Regions from separate parts of the Mus musculus genome. Here region 1 is linked to region 2. A link is a contact called in ENCODE POLR2A ChIA-PET data. All regions are on one chromosome and are shown on one strand. Each heading gives the region's core, a stretch centred on a gene start or an enhancer-like site at or near the end of the contact. The rest is flanking DNA. Distances are from core to core; before and after follow the strand shown. Region 1 holds the start of Bbip1 (BBSome interacting protein 1). Region 2 overlaps Rbm20 (RNA binding motif protein 20).

Evidence for each region. ChIA-PET counts read pairs that join two places held with the same protein, here RNA polymerase II (POLR2A).
Region 1: POLR2A ChIA-PET joins it to region 2 with 11 read pairs in Patski. The contact joins the promoter of Bbip1 here to the enhancer-like site in region 2. POLR2A ChIA-PET finds 5 or more read pairs at or near these places in 3 of 5 experiments (Patski and embryonic stem cell).

The regions. Positions count from the first base shown.
Region 1 is chr19:53,943,230-53,946,837 of GRCm38, reverse strand. It overlaps Bbip1 (BBSome interacting protein 1), which reads left to right and starts at 2,211. Exons shown (of 4, transcript NM_001195338.1): 1 at 2,211-2,682; 2 at 3,259-3,372. It overlaps Shoc2 (Shoc2, leucine rich repeat scaffold protein), which reads right to left and starts at 1,962. Exons shown (of 9, transcript NM_019658.6): 1 at 1,825-1,962.
Region 2 is chr19:53,797,776-53,801,453 of GRCm38, reverse strand. All of the region lies in intron 1 of Rbm20 (RNA binding motif protein 20), which reads right to left. Among named protein-coding and RNA genes, the nearest start is that of Gm30890, 13 kb to the right of the region's middle. Within about 2 kb of position 1,478, at least 1 of the 3 ENCODE cell types and tissues checked has a DNase peak (open chromatin) inside an H3K27ac peak, as active enhancers do.

The DNA.
Region 1 (3,608 bases), core at 962-3,461, 140 kb before region 2:
GTATAGCCCTGGCTGTCCTGGAACTCACTTTGTAGACTAGGCTGGCCTCGAACTCAGAAATCCGCCTGCCTCTGCCTCCTGAGTGCTGGGATTAAAGGGGTGTGCCACTACGCCCGGAATATCATGTTACCTTTAAGTTACATTTAGTCCTTTAAAAGGTAGAAACCTTAAACAAAACCCTTTATTTCTGTCTCTTTTACTTTGCAAATGCATACTCAAACTAAAATAAAAATACTTTATGTCTTAATAAGTTTGGAAGACTTCTCACTGAGAAAGTTTTGAGTGTGCAGCCTAAACCCGTGGTGGTGAATGACTGACGAACGTACGCATTTAGGTAGTTTATCTTTAACTCTCATATGAAAAATAAAAACATTTGAAGAATTCAAATATAGTTGCAATTTAATTTGTAGAGTTGGTGAACATTACAAATTGTGAATAGCTAAACCTCTAAGTTTCTTCAAATACATAGCAAAGAACAGTTACAAAGGCAATGCCAGGGAGGGGTGACTGAAGGAATGAGTGTACTAGTAAACGCAGGTCTTTAAAAATCAAACATCTTTGTCAGGGCTGATGACTTACACACAAAAACACTTGCTTGCACAAGTCTACCATTCGATTCTGAAAAACAGCTAAGTTTTTGATTCGGCAATCCTTCCGGGTAGATGCTAGAACTTCTGACATCCACAAAGAGTGTACGCGATTACACCGGTGTAAGCTCCCAGATTAACCATCCTGCTGCAGACCAATGTACCACACAGTCCACATTTGCAAGCTGATTTTTTACTTCCCTTGAGTCCTCAAAAATACTTGTGGGGATAGGTCGCAAAACAGGGTTTCCTCTTTTATTTTCATCACCTTCATAATGATACAAACCAATGGGAAGAAAATCGAATCTCCCAAATGTAAAGGTGAGATGAGATGAAAAAAAAAAAAAAAAAAAAAAAAACACACCCCAAAAGCATCTTCTTTCCGATTCCCAAATAGACAAGCAATTCCACCTGTTTGTAAACCCCCCACTTGCACTGTTAACACAAACCTCTGCGGAGAGGGACGGGGGAGCGAGGGGAGAGGGAGAGAGAGAGAGAGGCGGGCGAATTACTGCTTTGGAGTCCTTATTCTTCTACCTAGGCATGGGGGAGGGGATGGTACAAAACAATGGATACCGAGGGGCTAGGGGGAAAATCTTTTTGCCCTGCAGCCTCCTGCGTTCCGAGCTGGGGGCGGGGAGTTACACTACTTTTCCTCCAGCCCTCAAAGCCGACACGGAGATTGCCACCAGGCGTGTTTAGCAGGGCGGTCTCTGCGGCCACAACTCCTTTCACTCGGCAACACACCCAACGCCGAACCCACCACTCGTCCCGCAGGGTCTGCGAGGAGGAGACCGCTCAGCGCCGAGGACTTTGGGGTGGAGGCGCAGAGACCCCACCCCACAGCCCTACGGCCGCGCCCGCCCTCCCGCCCGCCCGCCCGCCCGGCGCCAAGCGTCCTCGCGACCCGGGCAGCCCCGCAGTCCCGGCCGGGAGGCGCCGAGAGACCGGAGCAGCCGGAGCGCGACTGACTCGCCGCCCCGGGCCCGCGCCCGCGCCCCGGCGCTGTCCCGGCCGCCCGCTCCGCAGTAGGCCCGGCCCGGCGCTGTCAGGGGGCAGCCTGCCGCTCCCCGTGTCCCGCCCGCCGGCCCCGCGCGGGCAGCGGCTCCGAGGCTCCGGCGCCCCGGGCCGTGGCACCCCGGAAAGCGGCCGCGGCGCCTCCCAGGGCCCCGACCCCTCAGGCCTCGCCCCGGCTCCGGCGGCTCGCGCCTGTCAGGACGTGTGGGCCTCCCCTTACCGACGGCCGGCCGGGCCCCCCGACAGGCAGGAAAGCAGAGAACCGGCCCACGGGCGCTCCTGTGCCGCTCCCGCCCCAGGCTGCCGTCCGGAGCCCGGACTCCACCATCCCTGCTCACCTCCTTCCTCCTCCTCGTCCTCCGCTCCCCGAGCGACGCTCCCCTGCCACCGCCCCCCCGCCCCTCCCCCACTCGCCCCGCCCCTCCACACACTCTGGCTCCAATCGCCCCGCCCCAGCCCCCTTGAGCGAGCCTGGGCATTCGCTAGGGAGGAGGGATGGGCGGAGCCAGAGCAAAAGCAGTCACCCAATCAGAGGGAAACCTTGGCGCCAGCTTCCCTGTCCCCGCCCTTTTCCTTTCCTCCGCGGCAGTGCGCGGTCTCCCGCCCACTGGGCGCCGCTGGCTAGCTCCGCCACAGAGAAAAGCCTCCAGCCGGGTAGAGAAACGACTCCCAGTCGGAAGTTACGGTTGAAGCCCAGGCAGCCATAATTGATGATGGCAGGAGGCGTTTCCTGTCACCCGTTTGACGTACGTTTTTCCTGCTTTTGGTTCCCCGTTACCCCAGGCAACAGCAGAGCGGTCTGGAAAGGGATGCACCTGTAAGTATACTTACGGAGGATGTGCACACACACAGTCCACACTGGGCGAGTTAATTCGCGATCGGGAACTGCCGGTTTGCTTGCCAGACCCTTTACGGAGCCCCTGATCGCTTACCTAGAACTACAGTTTAGGGCTTCAAAACTCCCTCGCACCGGAAGTTGCGCTTGCACTTCCTAGTAGGGTCATGGCCAGGAGGTGGGAGTAGCCGGACCCCGCCTGCGCCCCAGGGGGTGCCTCCTCTCCCAGAGCTGACGAGTGAGGTAAGTGTCCCTGACGCCCTACAGCAGGGCCGGCCAGGCCGGATGAACCGCAGGGAGGGAGCTGGGAGAAGACTAAGCGGAGGCCCCGGGCCGCTTCCGCTGGCAGAGGGTTTCCTTTCCGGCTGGTGGGGCGGTGGCCAGCCTTCCCTCCGCCCCTCTGAGGTTCCCTGTAGGGCGAGGCAGCCGGATCGGCCGCCGGGCGAGGCCAGGCCCGCAGTCCCTAGGTCTGCACAGTGGGGCACGGTGCACGCCTCCTCGAGTTCCTGTCGAGTACAGTACTTTCACTCCCTGGCCTTTAGAAACTCCAAATTTTGGGAACCAAAGAAACCGGTTTCCACCCCAGCTATCAAAGAAAAAGATGACTTCCCTGAGCCAACCCGCAAAGCAAAACCTTCCCTTTCATCTTTGATTTTTCTTCCCTTTCTGTCCTGCCTCCCCTTTCTGAGCTCTATGTAAGCTTCAACTAGAAGTCTGGGTTAGGGTATATTGAAGTAGTTAGTCCTGGGTGTTTACGATTGTGAATATCCTTTTAAAGGACATTTTAAAAATATTTAAAATGCTTTATGTGTCTCCAAGACATTGTCTCATGTAGTTCCTTCTGTGGACGTTTGGAGTCAAGAAGTCAATCGTTCTGATAACTACAGATTGGATTCCTAAAGGTGCAAGAAAAAAAAAAAGAACAATTTTCAGGTAAATTGAAATATGCTTATACCTAACCAAACGAAAATTAAAGTACAAATCTACCTTCTCTACCTATGTTCCAGAAAAAAAAATGAAGTAATCCTGTTCTCCTGAGGTTTACTGTTGTAGTCAGCTGTCACCTTTTGTGATGTGTGTCCATTTACCTGCTTGGTAATTGTTAAGATTCTGCTATGTACACATTTCTTTCCTATTCATATTCCAACTTTAGTACTATCTAGAAGTCA
Region 2 (3,678 bases), core at 229-2,728:
AGTGCCATGAACTTATGAGACATCCCCAAGTTTTCTACAACACTGTAATTCATAATTTATATTATTTACAATGTGTTTCAAGGAGAACCAGACAGGAGGAGTGCAAAGGCCCCAGATATAAAGAAAATGGGGGTGGAAAGGCTGGACGCACCCTACTGGACCAGTACCATTGTCTGCCCTGACTGCAATAAATGACATAACTACATGGTGATTAAAAGGGGAAAAACTAACTTTCCTGTAATGCTCTCAGAAACTGGGTCAGGCTATGTAGCACAGAGACGGGTTTCAAAATGCCAGGTTACAAAGATGCTAGCTCTGACAATCCAGGTCCTGTGCGGGCTGCAAGTTCGAAATTCTAGCTAAATGTCATAGATCTGAGAAGCAAGGAGTCTCAGAGATCATCTTGTGGTCACAACCCACCTGTCCAACACAGGGAGGAAAGCAAAAGCCAGGGAAGTTGATGAAATACAAAAGTCTCGTTGTTCCAACCCCAGTCGAACTCCTGAAGAGAGCAGAGCCAGGACTGGAGCCCCAGGGCTGGTGCGGGGGTGAGAGTGGAACGCAGCCTTCAGCAGGGGGGGTCTCTTCCTTCTTGGAGACAGGGAGGGCTGTTGCACACTCTCTTCACAAACAATGGTGTTGCTGGATCATCATTGGCTAGGCCTCTGTGACTAATTTCAAGATTACCGGGTCACTGCTGCTAACCCGTGTTTGGGCCTTTGCCACAACATTACCATAGGGTGATTCATATCACCATGACAGCTCTCCGAGATGATTCATAGCATCGATGATAATCCTGCGTTCTCTCTTTTGTTCTGGGCTTTTCACTTGGTAGGTTAATAGGAGTCGCCCACTGCTGCAACACACACATGCACACGCATGCACATACATTCACACACACACACACACACGCCCACGCCCACGCCCACGCACAATCAGTCTCCAGAGGAACCATATGGGTAGTGAGTTCAAATGTGATCATTTCCAGTTTACACTAAGAAGACTATATAGGTCAGACAGTGGTGTGCACTTCTCCACCCAGTACTCAGGAGGCTGAGGCAGGAGGATTGAGAGTTTGAGGACAATCCCGGCTATGTAAGTGAGACTTTGTCTCAAAACAAACAAACAGAAAACGAAAAGCACAAGACCAGGAAAGACATGGTGAGCCACCTGAGGTCATCCACAGAATAAAGGACTTTTAGTTGCATAACTGCCCACGGTCACTAAAGGGAGCGTCTAGCGCTTTATTTTCGGCCCAACTTCCCTATGTGACCTTTAGTCTCCTGTGCTCTGCACTGCTCTTATCAGACAGCGTGCAAGTCTCACGAAGAGGGCCTGGTGGTTTTCTAACTGACAGGGGTGGGACTGCCTTTCCTCTCAGGAGTGGAACTCAGCACGTGCATGAGGGAAATGATAAATCCATGCGTGCAGAGAAAGCAGTATGCGTTCCCCAGCGACCCACAAGACAGGCTTCCAGGGGGCCCAGCCATGTGACATGGTGACATGACAGACAGGGTACAGTCTCCTACACATCCATAACTGTCTCGGGATTGCTTGTATCTGCAAGGCTGTGTTGAACCAGCCTGCAAGTCTGGGGCAATTTTGGCCAATGTAGCCTCTAAGAATAACATACTCACTCTTCCTTTCTCCCATACCCTATCATTTTCTTTTTTTTAAGGCTTTCTTTGTTTTGAAGGGCTGGGGACATGTGGAAAACACATGTCTGCTACTGAGCCTCATCTCCCAGCTACTCATGTTTCTTTCTTTTAAAATACGTTTTATTTTATAAAATTATGCACCAGGTGTGGTGATGCACACCTTTCATCCCAGCGTTCAGGGAGCATAGGAAGGTTGATCTCTGTGAGTTTGAATTCAGCCTGGTCTATAAAGAGAGTTCCATGCCAGCGAGGGCTGCATAGTTAAGACCGTATCTACAGAAAAAGAAAAAAAAAAAAGTAAAAGATAAACAACTTAATTTTGTTGTTATTGATGTTTTGGTTTTTTGAAACAAGGTCTCTTGACCTTGTATACTGGGGAATTAGAAAGGGTCTCAGTATATAGCCCTGGCTGTCCTGGAGCTTACTCTGTAGACCAGGCTAGCCTTGAACTCACAGAGATCCTCCTGCCTCTACCTCTCAAGTACTAGTGTTAAAGACATGTGTTGCTATGCCCAGTTTATGACTTAAAATTATTATATTAGATGAAGAGATTTATTTAATATTCATGTTTGTTGTGAATTTTAAAAATATAAAAGTAAGCTAGGTGGTAGTGGCACATATCTTTAATACCAGTACTTGGAAGGCAGAGGTACGTGGATCTCTGAGTTTAAGGCCAGTCTGGTCTACATAACTAGCTCTAGGATAGCCAAGTATACACAGAGAAAGCCTGTGTCAAAAAAAAACCAACACCAGTGTGTGTGTGTGTGTGTGTGTGTGTGTGTGTGTGTGTGTGTAGCAGGAGCCTAAAAAAACCTCATCATTGATTCCCCCACCCCCTCAAATGAACAGAACATGCTATTATAGTCATTTTGACTCAGAGGACATTAGGTGGACAAGGCCAACCTAGGCAGCACATATGTGCTGTCACAACACAAGATGGAGAGCTACTGAGACCCTGTTTAATTCCCTAATACACAGTAATATCCCTTCAAGACACTGCCTAGATCAGTCCCACTCTCTTTTCTCCAGAGACAATTACAGGGGGGTTTGTATATCTCCTGGTCTATTCTTGTGTCTGTCTATTTGTCTATGTATAAAAGTATAAACATGAATCTTTTCTTACATAGATGTAGGACTAGTTTCACAAAAATTCTCCACAACACACAGACACAGTCACACACACACACAGACACACAGACACACACACACAGACACACAGACACAGACACACACACGCAGACACACACACACACACCTGACTAAGTTTCTTTCAGGACTGAACACAGCTACGCTGGAGTGAAAAATTAGTAAGAAACATGAGAAGGCCCCAAGCCGGTCCTGAGACCAAGATTTACTCCCCGTGGGCCAGCCTGCTTCCCTGGGTCTCAGAGCTTGTGTTTTTAATGAAATCGCTGGATGAAAGGAAAGGGCCTCTTAGGTGCCATCCACCTTTGAAATCTGACAACTGTGAGGTTCATTTTCCTCATCTGTCACACACTGACATGAATGCCTGCCCTGCCTGCTTCTGCACAGACTGCCTGGAGATCAGAGTGGCTGTAGGTCCTCTGAGGAGTGTGATCATCCCAATTCCGCCATCATTCTCACAAACTGCCTATCACTAAGATCCTGGGACTATTTCTAAAGAAGCTATTGTAACATATGTGTGTACAAGGCTTGGTTTGGATGACTGTGTGACGGGCCAGGATGTATGAAATTATTAATTTTCTTTGGCCCTGTTATCTGGGATGAGCGGTTCCGCACAGCGGTTCCCTTAGCTCTATCAGAAGACTTAGTGAGTACAACACTCCAGCGTCCTCTTACGTAATCCTCTCCTCTGTGAGACCTGTCCAGCCTGCTCTGGACTTCCATGCCAAAATGAGCTTGGACCACTCAGGGCTGGAATTGCTTTGTCGGATATACAGTTGGTTTTTTGTTGTTGTTGTTGTTGTTTTCAGGCAGAATTTCACTCGTTTTATGAAGATTAAAATCTAAGAAACTCGTTTGACCTTAGGACTCGGGG